Linked DNA regions of Homo sapiens: region 2 is linked to region 1. A link is a loop called in an ENCODE intact Hi-C map of the cell type or tissue named here. Cell type or tissue: dorsolateral prefrontal cortex. All regions are shown on one strand. Each heading gives the region's core, and the rest is flanking DNA. Links, peaks and the distances in the headings are about the cores only.

Region 1 (9,668 bases), core at 1,011-9,010:
CTGGGGAAGCACGTTTTGGAGGAGGAAAAGGAAGGGGGCACCTTCACTGGTCTTGGAAGGGAACAAGGGGGACCTCTATCTTTAGCTCCAGGGTCAGTTGATCACGGGACGGGGCTGGTGTCCAGCTGGTGAGGAATGGGCACCATCTCCCCGCCCATGTGAGCAGCCGTGTTTTCCTGCTGCTGCACGTGTTACATAAACGCCCCAGCAACACCATTGAAAATGGTAAGTCTGACACTCAACTTGAACTCAGAGGTGCAACAACGCAAGTACGAAACCTGAAAATGTTACACCACAGACTGGTCTATATCCCAGTCAGCATTTTTTCCCCAGCTCGTGTACACTGCAATGAAAAATCAACAAACAGAACTGAGAGCTGTAGACTCCTCATCGTGGAAAATTCGCAATTGCATAAAGGTGTTTTGTGTGTGTGTGTGTGTGTGTGTGTGTGTGTGTGTGTGTGTTTTAACTTTCCAAGCCTTGGAAGTTTTTATGCAGAATAGCAAAACTTTAGCCAAAAGATCAAACTTATTTTCAAACTCCAGCATGAGTAAAGTAGATTTATAGGAATTGTTCCTCTTCTTGTTCATTGATGTTTTCAGAGATCGGATGTCAGCATAAAACCAATAAGACCTTCACTGAGGAGTTCGAGCCCCATGGAGACAATTTAACGTCATGCTAAGAAAATCTGTGCCTGGACTTGACTCTGCAGAAACCCAGTAAGTTACGTGATAGCCAAATAGAAAACTGAAAAGGAAAACAAAACATTTTGAAAAAAAAAATGCCTATTTCTGTAGAAAATAGTAACTATCAATAGCTTTCCTTTTGAAGGCTAACTATATGCTGGGTGCCATGCAGGCGTTCTCTATGATATCTTCAGTTAATTGTATAACCGCCCAACGACTTAGGTGGAAGTACAGTCTACATTTTTTTTTTTTTTTTTTGAGACGGAGTCTCTCTCTGTCGCCCAGGCTGGAGTGCAGTGGCGCGATCTCGGCTCACTGCAAGCTCCGCCTCCCGGGTTCATGCCATTCTCCTGCCTCAGCCTCCTGAGTAGCTGGGACTACGGGCGCCTGCCACCAGGCCCGGCTTATTTTTTTGTATTTTTAGTAGAGACGGGGTTTCACAGTGTTCGCCAGGATGGTCTCAATCTCCTGACCTGGTGATCCGCCTACCTTGGCCTCCCAAAGTCCTGGGATTACAGGTGTGAGCCACCACGCCCGGCCTAGTCTACATTTTTTAAGACGAGGAATGTAGGGCTCAGAAAGGGGAAGTAACTTGGCAGTCACATAGCTGCTAATCCTATCCCCAGCAGGGGCTCCACTTGAGCCACCCTGCAGCACTGCCTCGAAATTGCATTGAGTGGGGAGGCCGAGGCAGGCGGATCACCTGAGGTCAGGAGTTTGAGACTAGCCTGGCCAACATGGCGAAACTCCATCTCTACTAAAAATACAAAAATTAGCTGGGCGTGGTGGCACATGCCTGTAGTCCCAGCTACTCAGGAGGCTGAGGCAGGACTATCGCTTTAGCCCAGGAGGCAGAGGTTGCAGTGAGCCAAGATTGCACCACTGTGCTCCAGCCTGGGTGAGTAAGCAGGACTCTGTCTCAAAAAAAAAAAAAAAAAAAAATGTGTTGAGTGAAAGAAGAACTGGTAAATAATAAGTAATCGTGAATTTCATAGGGACTCCCCTTCCATGGGAAAAAATACAACCGGGGCAAGTCATTTGCTTCTCTCAGTCTCAGCTTCCCCATAAGTGAAACGGGTGGTCCGATGAACTGAACTTCACCCTTGAGTTTATTGAATGTTCACTAAGCTAAATGACTGTTTCATCAAAAAACAGTAGGTGAAGTCTCCTCTTCAAATATGAGGAAGAACACATTTTCTTTCAGGCTGGGTGAAGTAAGGAGGTGGGAGAAGAAAAGCCATTGATTGAGGAATTGATTTTAACACTCTTACAGGGGGTCTGCATGATTCTCCAGTGTCCTGAGCCATAAGAACAGACCAGTAGACAAAACAGCCAAAGCTATGGCTCTCAGGGAGCTTAGATTCTAGCTCTGGGGGAGTGGGGAGTGAGACATCGAACAAATAGGCTATTTAGGTGTTGATGAATGTCATGAAATATAGCACAGGAGAAGATAGAAAGAGATGGGTGATGCTAGGCAAATGTCAGGTCCAGGGAGGGCATCTGTAATAAAGTGGTATCGGCCAGGTGCGGTGGCTCACACCTGTAATCTCAGCACTTTGGAAGGCTGAGGCAGGTGGATCACTTGAGGTCAGAAATTTGAGACCAGCCTGGTCAACATGGCAAAACCCTACCTCTACTAAAAATACAAAAATTAGTCAGGCGTGGTGGTGCATGTCTGTAATCCTAGCTACTTGGACGGCTGAGGCAGGAGAGTCGCTTGAACCCAGGAGGCGGAGGTTGCAGTGAGCTGAGATCGCACCACTGCACTCCAGCCTGGGCGACAGAGTGAGACTCTGTCTCTAAATAAATAAATAAATAGTGATATTCAGCAGAGACTAGAATGACGTGAGAAAAGAGAATCTTACGGGTATCTGATGGAAGGCTGTTCCCAGCAGAGGGAGCAGTCTCTGCAGAGGCGTCTGTCAAGTACGATGCTGGTGTCTGATGGAGGAGGAGCCTGGCTGGCTGAAACAGGAGGCAGCTCATGTACAGCCTTGCAGGGCATTGCAGGGACTTCAGCTTTGCACTGAGTGGGCTGGGAGCTATGGGACAGTTTTGAGCCAGAGTGACAAGATCTGACTCCTATTTCTCCAGTATTTGTTAAATCAGGATGGAAGCAGGAGCCCAGCAAGGAGGTTGAGTTAGATGAGAGATGACAGATGAGAGATGATCTTTTGGTAGTGAGAGGATAACTCAATCTAGACCAGTTTAAGCAAAAAGTGGCATTTATGGGCCAGATGCAGTGGCTCGTGCCTGTAATCCCAGCACTTTGGGAGCGGATCACTTGAGGTCAGGAGTTTGAGACTAGCCTGGCCAACCTGGTAAAACCCCATCTCTACTAAAAATACAAAAAATCAGCTGGACATGGTGGAGTGCACCTGTAATCCCAGCTACTCAGGAAGCTGAGACAGGAGAAGCGCTTGAACTCAGGAGGCGGAGGTTGCAGTGAGCTGAGATCGCACCACTGCATTCCAGCCTGGACGACAGAGTGAGACTTCATCTCAAAAACAAAAAAGTGGGATTTATGTGGAAACTGAAGTGTTTCATGGAACATGAGTAATGATGAGAACTAGGCACTACAATGGCAGCCAAACTTTCTCTGTCTCTTAAATATCCTTCTTCACGTGTTACTTCCTCTAGTTCTCCATCCTGGGGCAGGAAATTTGAGCAGCAACGTCCCTGTTTCGCATCATATATTCCAGATATCCAAAGCGAGATTCTCATTCCTTCCAGGTTCAAAGGTCCTCAGACAGTGCTGCGCTTGGTCCGACTTAGGTGCCACCTCTAGACTAATCTTCTGCACTTGGTCCGATTTAGGTGCCACCTCTAGATTAATCTTCAGCTACTGCACTGTTTTGCATTTGAAACACAGTGGGTTTCATCCAGCACGAGAAGGTGGATGATCAGAGCATCTGCAATTTATTAATAGGCATCCACTCAAGGTAGGCACATATGTGATGAACACTAGTTTTGTTAGCAAGGAATATTTAGCTAAATTGTCATTTTTTGAAGGCTAATTTTAGAAAGCATTTTGAAATATCTGATAAATACATGTGTTTTAAGCACAGATTTTTCATAATGGATTTTATAGAAGTTATTTCCAAAGTGGTCCCAGTTCAGGAGTTCCAGATTAAAAGGAAAAGAAAAGAGAAGAGAAAAACAAACCTAAACAGCTTGGAGTTTAGTTCACTTGAAACAGTCCCTGAGAAACAGCCAAGGATACTCATGAATAGCCACTTTCAGATCAAACTGAAAATATTGACTAGGAGAGGCCAGTTTTGGCAATGAGAAGTGTTTTCTTGTTAGATTTTTTTTTTTTTTGAGACAGGGTCTCACTCTCTCACCCAGGATGGAGTGTAGTAAATCATTGCTCATTGCAGCCTTGAACGACTGGCCTCAAGCAATCATTCTGCCTCAGCCTCTCAAGTAGCTAGGACTACAGGAATGTACCACCACACACAGCTACTTTTGCTTATTATTATTATTATTATTATTATTGTTTTAGAGATGGGGTCTCACTATGTTGCCTAGGCTGGTCTTGAACTCTTGGACTCAAGCGATCCACCTGCCTCGCCCTCCAGAGTAGCTAGGACTGCAGGCGTGTACCACCACACCCAGATAATTTCCCTTCCTTTTTTTGTTTGTGGAGATAGGGTCTCACTAGGTTGTCCAGGCTGGTCTTAAAATCCTGGACTCAAGCAATTCTCCCACCTTGGCCTCCCAAAGTGCTGGGTTTACAGATATGGGCCACTGTACCTGGCTGGATTTTTATTTTCTAAATTATTGTATCCTTATGGCAGTGTTTTTAAAAGGCAACAATAACTGTGTCTATGACTTTCCTCTTTCAGTTTTTTTTTTCCTCAGCTCTAATGTGAGAAGATTGTATTAGGTGATGGCTGGGATGCTCCAACCCTAAGATTCTCCACAATACTGGCATGATTCCGAATTTCTTACAAACCCTCTTGTCTCTAACTCACACGCAAAATCATGTTCTTCCAGGGCAAGACATAGCGTGCTCCCTGACTCTTCCCCACTGCTTCCTTCCTTCCCTCCCTCCCTCGCTCCCTTCCTCTCTTCCCTCCCTCTCTCCCTCCCTCCCTCTATCCCATCCCTCCTTCCCTTCCTTCCTTCCTTCCTTCCTTTGTTCCGTCTTCCTCTCTCTCTTTCTTTCTCTTTTTCTTTTTTCTTATGCAACACTGAAGGAATCAGTATTTTTGCTTTTCTTCCAGTGACTCATTTTATCTTGGAAAGCAGTTGCTATAAACTATGTATCCCCAGAATTCATCTGTGGGAATCTTAAGCCCCAGTGTGATGGTGTCAGGAGGATGGGGCTTTGGGAGGTGATTAAGTCAGGAAAGCAGAGGTCCAGGAGCCCCCTGGTCTCTCCTCTCCCACCGTGTGAGGTTATGGCAAGGAGAAGGTGCCATCGACGGGCCAGGAAGCAGGTCCTCACCAGCCACTGCATCTTCTGGCACTTTGATCTTGGACTTCTAGGCTCCAGAAGTGATAAATTAAAGTCTGTTTTTTTTAAAGCCGTCCAGCCACGGTATTTTTGTTATAGAAGCCTGAGCAGTCTAAGACAGTAGGGTGGTGATGGAGGACAAGGGAAAAGTGGAGGATCCTGCTGGCAGCCTCTAGTCTGGAAACGATCCATGTGAATAACCAACATTATAAAATCTCAGTGTTGGGTGGCTGTACTCACTGGAAAGTGATCAGTTGTTTGGCAGATTTTAAAGAATGACTGAAGTTTGACTCAAGAATGTATATGATATAAATTCTCATGTTTCAATTTTTAAGTCAATTGCAAGATAATTTATATTTTAGGCAGCATGGAGGGTGCAAGATAATAGCTGTAGACACCGAATTGCAGGATTTCCTGAATGAAAGCGTGTGAGCTTGGCCATGTTATTTATTAATTTGGGATGATAAGACTCATTGCCAGTTTTTAAAAATATAATTTCACCCATGAAGACCTGACAACGTGTGCATGTTGGGTATGAAGGGAGATGTCAATGCGTTTGTTCTTGGAGGAAGAAATAGTTGTCCTGAGCTGCCACCTCTGGAGCACTAGGGGTCACTGCAGGTCCACTGATGCCACAAGCAGGGCGCCTGAGCGCGCCAGGTCTGCTGCCAGCTGTGTGTGGGTCCCACTGCCAGGCACGGCTGCTCTCCCTGGCTGTGCACAAGAAAATGTTTTAGGATCCAATCTCCAGGTGCCCCCCTCAACCTTTCTGACCTGTTAAAATAATAATCTAGTGTCAAATACCATCAATCTGGTGTCACATATTCTACTATTTGGGGTAATTTAAAATTACCTTGTAAGCCAAATACAGAAGAATACCCTCCTGCTGCTGCGTTTATTTCCAGACCCAGAGAGCTCACTATTGTCCTCAGTCACTTTTTTTGAGACTGGAATCTCTCCTGTGATGAGTCAAACATTTGTTGACAGAGAACTGGCCATATTTCATCCCAAGGGAGTAATCCCAAGCAGATCCGTTTCAACACCAAGCCAACACAGGCTTTCTGACAAAATCAAACACTGGCATGTAAGAATTGTTAGATGCAGGCTGGGCGCGGTGGCTCACGCCTGTAATCCCAGCTCTTTGGGAGGCCGAGACGGGCAGATCTCTTGAGGTCAGGAGTTGGAGACCAGCCTGGCCAACATGGTGAAACCCCGTCTCTACTAAAAATACAAAAATTAGCTGGGTGTGGTGGTGGGCACGGGCACTTGTAGTCCCAGTTACTTGGGAAGCTGAGGCAGGAGAATTGCTTGAACCCAGGAGGCGGAGGTTGCAGTGAGCTGAGATCGCACCGCTGCACTCCAGCCTGGGTGACAGAGTGAGACTCTGAATCAAAAAAAAAAAAAAAAAAAAAAAAAAAGATTGTTAGAGGCAGTCTTCTTAAAGACGTTTGTGCTATGTGGAGGCAGGGTCTCTTCGTTCCGACTTGGACTGGCTCATCTGTGGGGAGGGAAGAGGACAAAAGTGGCCCTTTACTCTCTTACCATGGAAATCTCACACAAAGAAAGGCACACCGCTCAGCGAAGTTAGTTTTCACAAAGAAATTGGAGTGAACATTAAGTTAATTACTTGAGGAAATTAGGGGGCTTTTATTAAGAGAAAAAATTGAGTTCCTCTAAACCAGAAGTAGCCACAACCCTTTTATTTCAATTCATGTGCTCACTCCCCAAAGCACCCTTTAATAACGTCTAAATTGGGCCATTGACACTATCCTCAGACTTCAGCTTTGAAGCTGGTGTATACATTGACAAGCAACAGCATCTTGCGTGTTTACGTTCTCTTTGATGTTGGCAAACTCAACAAATTGCTGGATAAACCCTTTCCCTTGTTGGCCACTAAGAGCTCCTCTAGGGCAGGATTAACTCCCTGTGTATCCATTTCATAGACACTTTTTAATTTTCCTTTTTGGTACAGTAGCAGAGGAGCTATTTTCTTCAACAATAATCGTGGGATGTGTACGTCTGAACTGAAGATCTCTGCAATGGGTTAATTGATTCCCTGACAAAGGCCTCTGTCATCTAAGAACCCAGCCCTTCAAGTCCATTAGACACATTGATTTTAAGCGGACAAAAGAAATCAAATCGTTTGGATGCTTAGCTCCGAGAAGTAAATTGATCTTTTTGATGCACGTCAAATGGACTCATTACGGGCTCGTGCTGCAGGCCACATGATTGCCAGTTTTCTCTTTTGTTTGAGGTCAAGTCCTCTTGGAGGGATGGACAGGGACTGAGTCTGTTCCTGGGGAGGCCGATCTCTGGTGGGACACCCCCTCTTCCTTCTTATTGTGTGCTGTTAGCCGAGCCCCCATAAAGGGAAGGCCCACACCCTGCAAGTGGGCTGCAGAGTGCCAGTTCTCAGTGATCACAGAGGGAGACACCCTAAACAGAGCTCACAGCTGCTCACACAAACCACGTGCTGGCAGATGGATTTCCAAGTCCGGCCTGGACCTCAGTGTCAGTCAACCCCACCACCTCATTTTCTCCATCCTAGAAAACCCCACCGGCCCAGCACAGGGCATGTTCTGAAACCGCAGGGTCGGGACTTGCTAGATGAGAAATTAATACAGGCGTTCTTGAGAAAGAAGAGAGAGACCAAACATCAGAGTGGAAAGGAGACACAGGTTCAGCATTCCAGGGGCCACTACACACTCATAGCTCTGAACGCCGACAGGATGCCCCGGCATGTTGTGCTGTCTCTGAGCTGTGCGGGTCTTGTCTGGCCGGCCTCCCTGGGCTGGGCCTGCGATTGTTCCTGCAGCCACCTGCCTGGCACACGCAGAGGCCTCTGGATTTGGCCCAGTGGGAAGCAGAACAGGGGCCCCGTGGAAGGGATGGGAGTCTGGCATGCTACATTTTACCAGACGCACCTGTGCCTAGCCCCTGCCTCTGTGGTACTATTGGTACGCCAAGAGATCTTCCGAAAATGTGAATGGGCTCCTACAACTTCCCCGCTTGAAGCTTCACTCTGGCTTCCTGAGTCCTGACGAGGCCCCTGCATCCTCTGTCTCCTGCGCCTCCCCTGTACCTCCCCTCCCACCATGCTCTCCCTGGCTCACTAAGTTCAGCCACATGGGGCTTTCTGCTCCTCCACCCTTTGTGATGCCTCATGGCCTTTGCACCTGCTGTCCCAGCCACCAGGCAGGTGTATGACCCGGGTCTGCACTCTGAGGATCCTTCTCATGAGAGAGATTACGCTGCTCCAAGAAGCCTTTCTCGACCTCTCCAAAGGGCAAGTCATTATGATACTTGAGTTCTTCACAGGTTCTTCCTGAAAGCATCTTGTTCTTTGGTGTGCTTGTTTCCTGTCTGTCCCCATGGGAATAAATTTCGTGAACGGCTTGTTCACTGTGAAGCCTCTAGGGCCTGGCCAGCGGTACACCCTGAATAAATAAGTATTGAATGGAAGGAGGAATCCATATAAATCCCATTCCTCAGACTGCTCCAGCCCAGGAGGACCCTCTCTTGGAACCGATGATACTTGTTCTCTGCAATATTCTTTGAAGACCCTAAGAGATCGAATTCCAGCTCTCCAAGGGCATCCTTTGCCTTCTCCCTGGTGCCTGGTAGAGGGGACAGAGCACCTCATGCGTCCAAGAGATCGAATTCCAGCTCTCCAAGGGCATCCTTTGCCTTTTCCCTAGTTCCTGGTACAGGGGACAGAGCACCTCATGCATTCATTAGCTGGTGGTGGTTGGTGGTTCCTCCCTCCTTTGGACTCTCTTCATACTGTAAAATGGGCCAAAGCTTCGCTGTAGTCTCAGGAGCTGATAGAGGTGTTTCCTTATATCCCACTCCTGCTTCTGTTGGCAGTGATGAGATCAATACACCCTGTATTGCCTGGAATGGTTCATTCTAACAAACAAAGCCCTGAACCTCCATGACTTAACACCATGTCATCTTATTTCTTGCTCACCCAAAATTCCATGCAAAAGAAGTGGCATTCCACATTTTCGGAACCAGACTCATTCCAACTTGCAACTCTGCCATTGCTGAAGGCTTGGGGGTTCTCCCTTGAATTTTTGCATTCAGCTTGAAAAGGCAGGAAGAGAGTTTGAGGGTTTCACAGGCTCCCAAACTCTCCCCCTGAAAGGGAGGCACATCCCTTCCTCCCAGGTTCTTTTGGACATAACCATAGCGACAGTTAACCTTAGGAAGGCCAGGGCATGTGGTCTGGCTGTGTCTCCAGCAGGTAGAGGAAGCAGGGGTGAGGGAACATGCTTCTGTCACAGGTTCCAGTGCATGCAAAATCCAGGCAGTCTTTACAACAAAGGGTTTCCTGCAGAGGCAGCCTTGCAGCTTCTCCTTGACCTCACCCCTGACCGAGAAACACTCAGGGACTAATCAGGCTAGAGGTACAAATACATAATTTGTACCAAGAAGTCCAGCATGTGACTTCAAAGAAGACTATTCAAGGCCTGCTGACCTTTCTGTATTGATCCATAAATCAGTAACTTAAGGAAAAT
Region 2 (9,668 bases), core at 1,045-9,044, 1.3 Mb after region 1:
AGGTGGGTGCTGGCAGGAGGGTCGTGGAGCTAAGACTTGGAGCTTTCCTGCCCTCACAAGGCAAGAGGCTCATTGTCAACAAGCCTGGAGGCAGGACGAGCAAAACGGTGGCCTTGGGAATCAGTCCTCTCCAAACAAAAGAGTGCCCAGGGACCAGCAAGTGAGATTCAGGTGGCTTCCGCCTGCAGGGTCTGCTCTGGGGAGAGTCGAGAGCACGTCTCCCTGCTTTTCCCATTGCATTTACTCAGGGGGAGTCAGAGGCAGTAGGTGACGGGGAATGCTGTGGCTGAATCCTCCTATCCGTGGCTCTCTCCTTGGATTTAAAAAGGAGCTTCAGAATGCTTGATTTTAAGGCAAGAACTTCCCCAGTGAGGCAGATTTTCCATCTGTTAATCCCCTGTTTCACCTTTCTGAAGTTTGTTTTCTTTAAAACGATCAACAAATTGGAAAATATGCTTAATTGGTTCAAAGATCTAACCAGCTGTCTCACTGGCTGCTAACAGACAACACAGGATTTGCTTTGTGCTCAGTAATTTTTTTTAAATTTCTCATCTTCTAGTCAAAGCTGCAGTTTTATTAGCTAGTTACTTCCAATAAAAGTTTACTTTTTGCCTGGTTATAAATGTCCTAAAGCTTATTCTGAACCAAAACTTTGAACATACAGAAAATAGGAGAATAGAAGTCCCTCTAAATTGCCTCATCTATTTTCTAATTTTCCATGTTGCTTTGCATAGCTGAGGTCAAGTTGTACATCCCAGGGGATGCAAAACGGTGATACTGCATGTATTAGTCTGTTTTCACACTGCTGATAAAGACATACCTGAGACTGGGTAATTTATAAAGGAAAATAGATAATGGACTCACCATTCCGTGTGGCTGGGGAGGTCTCACAATCATGGCAGAAGGCAAAAAGCATGTCTTACATGGCGACGGGAAGAGAGAATGAGAGCCAAGTGAAAGGCGAAACCCCTTATAAAAGCACTAGATCTTTTGAGACTTATTCACATTCATGAGAACAGTATGGTGAAAACTGCCTCCATGATTCAATTTTCTCCCATCGAGTCCCTCCCACAACATGTGGGAATTATGGGACCTACAATTAAAGATGAGATTTGGGTAGGGACACAGCCAAACCATAACACTGCACGAGCACCCAAATCCAGTGTTCAGAGCCCAGAGCTCTGTGCTGGTGCTGCAAAGGTGTTTGTTTATCAATGAACTTTTGAATAAAGCTTGTTTGAATTCACATGCATTTACTTGCAAACAAAAGGATCCTGACAAGAGTACAGACATTAGTAATCACTTCACTTTACCTTAAAGGCATTATGAAAACACAACCACCACAAGAATAACAATACATCCATCCAAGGAAGACCTGTGCTCCCTTGAAAAGGACCATTATAATATCTCACACTCTTAAGATGGCTTTTCCTTTTCAAAGTATTTGAATGTCTTATCCTTCTGAAATAGGTCGAAACTGAACACTTGTAATCCAGAGCTGATGCTGGTGTGTGCTCTAGGACACAGGTCTGCAAATTTTCTCTCTAAAGGGCCAGATAGTAAATATTTCAGAGTTTATGAGCCAACAGGCAGAACTGAGCATATGAAGAAGCTAGACAGGACCATTTAAAAATGTAGATATTTAAAAATGTTAAAACCATTCTTAGCTTGCATGGTGTACAAAACCGGGCAGCAGATTGGATGTGGCCCATGGCTTGTTGTTTGTTGACCCCTGTTCTAGGACATAAAAAGTCAAAAGGAATCATTCTCTGACTTCCAAGTGTTTACAGATCTTTATGGTAGATGATACCTTCTGGGGTGCACATCTGCTATTTTGTCTGACCAGCATCTGTTCCCTGTTTCAGTGAAAGCCAAATTTTTCCATGATGCACAGGCTCTTAGTCTCATTCCACACTTGCCCCACCTGAGGCTACACCTGCCCTACCTGATTCCACACCTGTCCCACCTGACTCTACACCTGCCCCACCTGATTCCACACCTGCCCCACCTGATTCCACACCTGTCCCACCTGACTCTGCATCTGCCCCACTTGATTTCACACCTGCCTCACCTGATGCTACACCTGTCCCACCTGCTGCTACATCTCCTTCACCTGATTCCACACCTGCCCCAGGGTGATACATTCCCCAGGCCTGGCCAATCAGAGCAACACATCCTTTTGATTTCAGTGATTGGCTTCAAGTTGGGCTCATGACCCAAGCCAATCAGTTCCAATCAGTCTCTGTCCCAAAGGATTTGCTGGAGTGATTGGCAGTGAGGTTTCCACTCATTTCTTGCTGGACATGATGCTGTGAAGAAGCCAGCGTGGCATTGCCGGGGCCACCTTGTGACTAACAAAGAGGAAGGAGAGCTGAGAAAGGAAGAGAAGCCACTGTCCATACCACATCATTTGCACACGTGGGCCCCTCACACTCCAAGTGTGGTCTGCAGACCAGCCGCGCTGACATGGCTTAGGAGCTTTGAAAAATAAGTACCCAACCCAGACCTCCTAAGTGAGGATGGGCATCTACTCAAAATGTTCCTGTGATCTGCATGCCCGATAATGTTTGAGAAACACTTTTCTAGACTTTTAAACTTACATGAGCCAAGGTGAAGTTGGGTTGTGTTTGTAGCCTTTATAACTCAAAGAATCCTGAATAATCCATTTTCTTATAATCCTGATTAATCCATTTCTCATAGCATGATTCACACAAGTAGCATGTTTGCTTACACGTTCTCATCAGTGTACACTACTAACAGTAATCTAAGAGTGGCCACATTGTGAGTCAGATAGATGGTGCTGCACTACTCAAGCCCATTGTCACTCATCTACTTTCTACATTTCAGGTTGACCTCACAGCCCAGTGACAGCCTCTGAGAGTTCAATGCTGAGTGAGCTCCATCATCCTAAGGAAAGAGGAGATGAAGGGCATCTATCTCAAGCATGGAGTGGGGAGCAAGAAGGAACCGAGTTTGCAGAAAGATGGCAAAGCTGACCATCCTTTTAGCTCAGGGGTTTCCAACCCTGGCTGCACACTGAAATCACCTGGTGAGCTTCTTAAAATCACAGGTGCTCACTTCCACCTCCAGCAATGATTGTGACTTGCTGGACTAAACTTCATGACTAAAGTTGAGAAAGGCCAGGCTCATGAAAAGTAACAACTTCCAGGGTGAGGAAAGACGAGAAACTTTGAAAGTAAACACTCCATAAAATCATTGTAGCAAACATCCCATGACAGATAGGAAGGACACAGGATGCAGTCAGGTGGCTGAATGCAGGAGCATCCAAGGTAACTCAGGACTCACCATAGCCAAGGGAACGATGCCCACCAGGTCCTTCTGGCTGACAAAGATCTCGGACACGGCGATGTCTGTGGTCCCCTTCCGTGGGTACTCCACCTGCCACGTGATGGGCTGAGTCCCTGAAAGGCTGCTGAAACTGGCTATTTCAAAGTTCATCTGCACAACCTCATTGAATAAACTGCTGCTCCTGGAAGAGAGAAAAGAAACTGGCTTTAAGCCAACTTTGTTCAAAGGACCCTTCTCTCCTCATAATAGTACGCAGAAGATAAAGACAAAGAAACACATCTCAGGGATGGCTCCAGGGTTTTGGTGGGGGATCCTGGGGCATGGAACCACCTACAAAGTGAGGACTGGCATCTGGGACAGAGAAGCACCCACAAGTTAAGGATATGGGCCAAGAATATTCAACAATGAGCAGTAACCTGTGTCTGTGTTGATGAGGCCTTGGAATGATTATTACCAGCTCTGCAGATGATGAGCTAAACTAGTTTATCTCACACCTGCAGTATGCACCTGAATGGCCTCTGTTCAGTTCTGTAGGTGTGGCAGATGCTATAGGCTGGGGTCCCCAACCCCTGGGCCATGAACCGGTACCAGTCCATGGGCTGTTAGGAATAGGGCTGCACAGCAGGAGGTGAGTGGCGGGTAAGTGAGCAAAGCTCCATCTCTATTTATAGCTACTCCCCATAGCTCACATTATCACCTGAGCTCCACCTCCTGTCAGGTCAGTGGCAGCATTAGATTCTCATAGGGGCATGAACTGTATTGTGAACTGCGCATGTAAGGGATCGAGGTTGTGTGCGCCTTATGAAAATCTAACGCCTGATGATCTGTCACTGTCTCCCATCACTCCCAGAAGGGACAGTCTAGTTGCAGGAAAACAAACTCAGGGCTCCCACTGATTCTACATTACGGTGACTTATGTAATTAGTTCATTATTATTCAACATTCATTATTCATTATCATTACAATGTAATAATAATAGAAATAAGCTGCACAATAAATGTAATGTACTTGAATCATCCCAAAACCATCCTTCCCCCACCACCGCCATCTGTGGAAAAATTGTCTTCCATGAAACTGGTCCCTGGTGCCAAAAAGGTCAGGGACCACTGCTGTAGGCCACTCACTCAATAGCACCTTCAACCCCCTCTGCTTGTCCTCCTCTGCTATAGGGGCTGAGAGGCCTAAACTACATTCTCAGAACCCCTTGCTGCTAGATGCAGGATTGAAGCAGTTTGCTCCAGTCGGACCCACTCATTTGGGACGTAGAGGAAGAAGTGGGTTCTAGAGCAGCAGCCAGGAAGGCAGTTGGGGTTTTCTGGTGAGCACAGTGGCCCTGGTTCTCCTGGGGCAGCTGTGGGGTGCCCCTGGCATCCAGGCCCTCACATCATCATGCCGAGGGGTGACAGTGGTGTTTCCACCACAACAGTCCTCTGCAGAGGTTGGACCTTTGTCGTCTGTGTTATCACTGGCTGCCCTGTCCCTGGCTGTGTAGTAAATACATTCAATTCAGTGGTTCTCCTAGAGATTATGTGAATTGCCTAGTATCCTTTAATGACATCTCTTCTGCTCAGAGGGGCTACTTAGCTAAAGGGACTCTTTGTCTGCAACTAAGAATTCTGACCAATTCCATGCATTTGAGATATATGTATTTTGGGAACTACCGTTGGTCCAAACTTTTTCATTTTTTAGATGATAAAATTAAAGCCAATAAAGGAAAGATGGCTTGCCCACAACCACATATCTGGCTAGGGCAGAGTTAACATAAAATGTAGCATCTCCTGTTTCCGAGTCCAATGCTCTTTACAGATCCTTGCCTAAGACAGCTGGTGGTCAAATATGACATCACAAGTCTCCAACAGTTTTTTTTTTTAATTTGTTTGTTTGTTTCCTTAGGGCAGGAGACAGCAAACTGTGTCCTGTGAACCAAATGCAGCCAGCTGCCTATTTTTGTGAGTAACACTTTACTGGAGCACAGCCTTGGATATTTGTTTACATTTTCCTGTGGTTGCTTTCGTGTTATAAGAACATGGTTGAGTAATTGCATCAGTCAATGTAGAGCCTGCAAAACCTAAAATATTTCTTATCCAAATCCTTACAGAAAACTTTTGCCAGTATTGGCTAGAGAAGGTCAGAGAAGGGGAAGTTGGCCGAGCTTTGTAGAGCTGTTGATCAATAGAACCGCTATTGGTGGAAACAAGAAGGAAGAGCATGGAAGGCATCACGCTGAGTTTGTAGGGGGGCCAGGGTTCTGGTGAGCCTTGGCATCCAGCCTGAGGTGTCTCCAGTGCCCTCTGCTGATATGCTAAGGATGGCGCTAAGTGGTGGGTCAGTGGTCAGCAAGACCTCAGGCTGCCATCTCCTGGAAGGCTACATGTTTGCAGATGAATTAAAGGAGATTTTCCATGGCATATCAAGAAAGAAACACCAAATATGCTTAAAAACTGCATCTCAAGCATGTGCCAACATGAAGAGTAGCAGTGAAACACTTTCCTTTGCTGGGGCACTAATATCGAGTGCACCATTCCATCTTCAGGGCTTGATTGACAGCCAGAGCACTAACTCTCCACCACATCACCCTCAGTCCTGCTCAGTGGCTGGGGAAGGATATAACGGGAAGGTTACTGCACCAAACAAAGCACTGGGTTTTGTGAATCTTCCTTAAGTTCACAGGGCCGGGAACAGGGCCCACAGAATCATGATTTATGAGATGCTAGAGATTCCTCTGGGAGGGAAAAGAAATCTAAGGTCTTGACCATCAAGCTAGGGGCTGCAAATCTCAAGCATGAATTGCTAGTCTTTAAAAATGAGGGAGAGATGTCTTGAGTCTAGAGTGTTTCCAAACTAAGAGATGTGTTCTTGGTCCAGCAACTGAGGCCCACAGGTGGTTCTTGACCACCAGCTGTCTTAGGCGAGGATCTGTAAAGAGCATTGGACTGGGAAACAGGAGATGCTACATTTTATGTTGACTCTGCACTACTCAACATCCAGGAGATCCTCTCTCACTGCTGGCCTGCAGACAATCTTGCATTCTAGGGAGTTGCATCTCATCTTCTTAGCAAGCACGTCTGGACCTGATTCTCCTTATCTGCCACTGGGTACCAGTACTGGTGCTGTCCAGGAGCTGCATGGCTACTTGACTGACTCTACTCAGCAAGTAATTCACTTCCCTTAGTATTGGATGTGGCAACCATCCAAATGTCCAAAGACCCCCTTTCAGTCCCAAACGGATGCCTATACTGGCACAGAACCACAGAGGTTGCAATGAGCTTTCAGCCTGCACTTCTCTTCACTCTCTTACAAAGTTCTGTGAGCATTGCAACCACTCACATCATCTCTCCGAGACTCAGAGGCACCATATAGAAGACTGAAATAATGACATTCCCATTGTGCAGGGAGGAAAGAGGCATGAAAAAGAAGCCAGCACAACTTCTCATGCTCCAGGAGCAGCCTCCTCCACTGCAATTCTGCTAACGAAGGGCATTAAGAAAGGCATAGTCATGGACAAGGGAAAAGAGAAGGGGTATTTTTCCTTTTGGCTTGAAAGATATTGTTATGTGATTTTTGTGAGCAGTGAGGTGACCTCCCGAAAGCGTTTTGTTGTAGTTGGCATAAGAATAAAAATAACACGTGACTGTTAACAATATACTCACTATGTGCCGGGCACTGGACCAGGTTCCACGCAGACCTTATTCCAAATCCCAATCCAAACCCTGAGGTGGTGATTAAGGTTCTCATTTTGCACCAGTGTCAGAGCAGACACTTTTGAACCTCTGCAGCCAGAAAGTGTGTTTGCATCAACTTGCTCTTCAACCACAGATAGAAGGCAGCAACTCAGCAGGATCCTGTTTGGAACATTCTGTAGCTCCCCACTCAGATGCCCATCACTTGTGAGCCAACTCAACCTAATCTTGGTTTCAGAATGGAAAAAAAAATACAAGTTTCACAACTGGATGAAAACTCCAGCTTTCTGGCAGCTGCACAGAATTCTAGGTCAGGGTGACATCAGGGCAAGCTCTCTGGTGCACTGGGGGCAGGGGCCTGGCTAGAACACCGACATCCGTCTTTCAGGGAGTTGGAGATCTCAGACAAAAGGAAGAAGAGATAGTTCTGTGTCCACCTGGACCCTGGGAATGTGTGTGATAGAGCAAAGGTCAGACCAGACTGACCCGACAGAGAAATGAGCCCCCGGGAGGCCTTAGGATTCAACGTTCTGACACAAGACAAAGAATTCCTCTGGGAAGATACAGAACCAATGCCCTTGTCTCTTTATTTTTGTACATTCATATTCTTTCCTACCCCTTCTCCACCCCCACACAGCCTTTGTCTTCTTCGTCTCTAAAAAATGCATAGTATGATTGTCTAAGTTGAAGAAAATGCAACCCCATTTTGAAACTTGACCCTTTCGTGGAGATGAGTCACTGGGCGATTTGGTGTCGCTGGTTCCGCTCTGTTCATTTTAAGGGAGCATCTCCACTTTGTCCTTGCTGACTGATGGGATGGCTGGCCAGTGGTACTAGAGAGCAGAAGATTTTCCTAGAGAAGCTGGGAATCTAGGCTTTTTTTTCTCTAAAATCTCTGGATTTTAAATTATAAGAACCTTCACTTTTTAGCTATAGCGTAGCTCAGACAACATCTCTGCTGACTCTCAGTTTCCTGCCTCTGGCTTAGAAGGTTTCCCTCCAGTATCTACATATTCTGGCAAAAGCATTTTATAGTTTGCTGTGACCTGAGGTGGAAGATGTCTTCCCAAAAATGATGCATGTGGTGATTCTCCAACTGCAGTGCCCAGGATCCGTGGCACTCCAAGGGGTGAGACAGCAGTGGGCATGGGGCTGGAGCCAGTCCCTAACCCCGCTCCCGCCCCAGACATATTCCTGTTGCAATGAGAGCACCTCCAATCAGATGTGTTGTCAACATTAGGCCTCCAACAAGTCTTTCATTCAAATAATGAAAGAGAAAAGAAGAAATGAAACAATAAATGAAATGAAGAAGAGAGGAGAGAAGGAAGGAAAAAAGTGAGAGAGGGAAGGAGAGAGGAAGAAAGTTAGCAGTTTGAACCAAGGCAAAAAGCCATGGCCCTTTAAGGGGAGCACACACATGTCAGGAATCACGTTGTGGGCTTCAAAGGACTTCCTGACTCACAGCCTGGCTTCCCCAGGTACTGGCTGGATGACCGAACAACTCTGCCTCATTTTCTCTATTTGCAAAATGGGGATGTTAATCCCTCTCATTTTGGAGTTGATATGAATGAACAAGTCAAAGTGCTTAGAACAGAACTTGATGCCAGCAAGCATCAATAAATGGAAGCTGTTTCTTGTTTTTAGCAGGACTTGACATCGCATTCAGGCTCAGTGGCTTTAGGGTTGGCTGCCTAAAGCCACCATTCAGGCACACTTTTGAAGCCTGGTTCAGGAGCTTCCTGAGAACGAACCACAGTGGAGGGGCAGGCTCTCAGCCATTCACTGTGAACTGGGACTCATTAAGATTTGTATACAGTGCATTTCCTGAGTGCCTGCCTCTGTAGACACAATGCCATAATGCACGTTGTACTGGCAGATAGAGACTAAAAAAATAAGAAATCTTTTCTTCTTTCAATTCTTCTGTGGTCAGTGCCTTTCCGCTGACTCTAATCAGACTGAAATATTTGCTAAGCTTTGCCTTGAAGGGACCAAGAGTCTTTCACATCAGCTCATATGGGGCTTGTGATGTTGTTGGAGTAATAAAGAGAGGAATTTAAACACTTAAGTGACTCCAGAGAGCACCCAAGAACTATCACTTGATAAATCAATAGTGTAGATTTCTTGCAGTAACTCTTGAACTAAATTTTCAAAATTGGCTTAAAAAGCTCTTACTCAAAAGCAAATGAATTCTCCCAACAGTCACAATAAAGTTTGGACCACTGGAAACCTAATTTACCAAACCTCTTAGCTGTCAGACTCTATTTGGTAAGAAAATTGAGTCTGGGGGTGAGTTAAAAGCCAAAAGGGCTTTACCTCCCTACTACAGGGAGTCAGGGATTTTAGCTCCAAAGTTGGTTGACAGCTTAGTGCCCGCAGAAAGAAAAGAGACTAACCAAATAAAGAAAATCAGCCTTCTCATAGGGAAGCCGCTTCAGGAGAAGAGAATCACTCGATCCAGGCTTGGCTTTATTTCATTCTACCTCATGAGTATTTCATGAAGGCAAGGACACTTGCTTCCTCACTGGAAAGGGCTTTCTTAGAAAGTCTCATTGACCCTAATGTCAATACTCACATCTGAGGGCTTTCTGGGATCTCTCCATGGTGCTGAGGCACATCCCTTGGTGGCACAAGTTGCAAGCAACAGAAAAGACCCTGCATTGATTGACAAGGAAAAGAGAA

What was found. Peaks named below come from ENCODE experiments on the same cell type or tissue, not always from the same donor. Only the 100,000 strongest peaks of a DNase experiment are listed, where the experiment ranks them.
Region 2: a loop joins it to region 1, with 2.8 times the contacts of the local background. A loop is called at or near these places in 1 of 110 quality-filtered maps.

What each region holds. Positions count from the first base shown.
Region 1 is chr12:129,907,739-129,917,406 of GRCh38, reverse strand. No RefSeq gene overlaps it. Among named protein-coding and RNA genes, the nearest start is that of TMEM132D, 8.5 kb to the right of the region's middle. In dorsolateral prefrontal cortex, for the core only: CTCF peaks have their summits at 2,580 (motif pointing right), 5,545 and 5,750 (motif pointing right); DNase peaks (open chromatin) are centred at 2,616 and 5,786; H3K27ac peaks cover 818 bases.
Region 2 is chr12:128,609,974-128,619,641 of GRCh38, reverse strand. It overlaps TMEM132C (transmembrane protein 132C), which reads right to left. Exons shown (of 9, transcript NM_001136103.3): 4 at 3,307-3,490. Among named protein-coding and RNA genes, the nearest start is that of SLC15A4, 210 kb to the left of the region's middle. In dorsolateral prefrontal cortex, for the core only: no CTCF peak of the experiment used is centred there; a DNase peak (open chromatin) is centred at 5,581.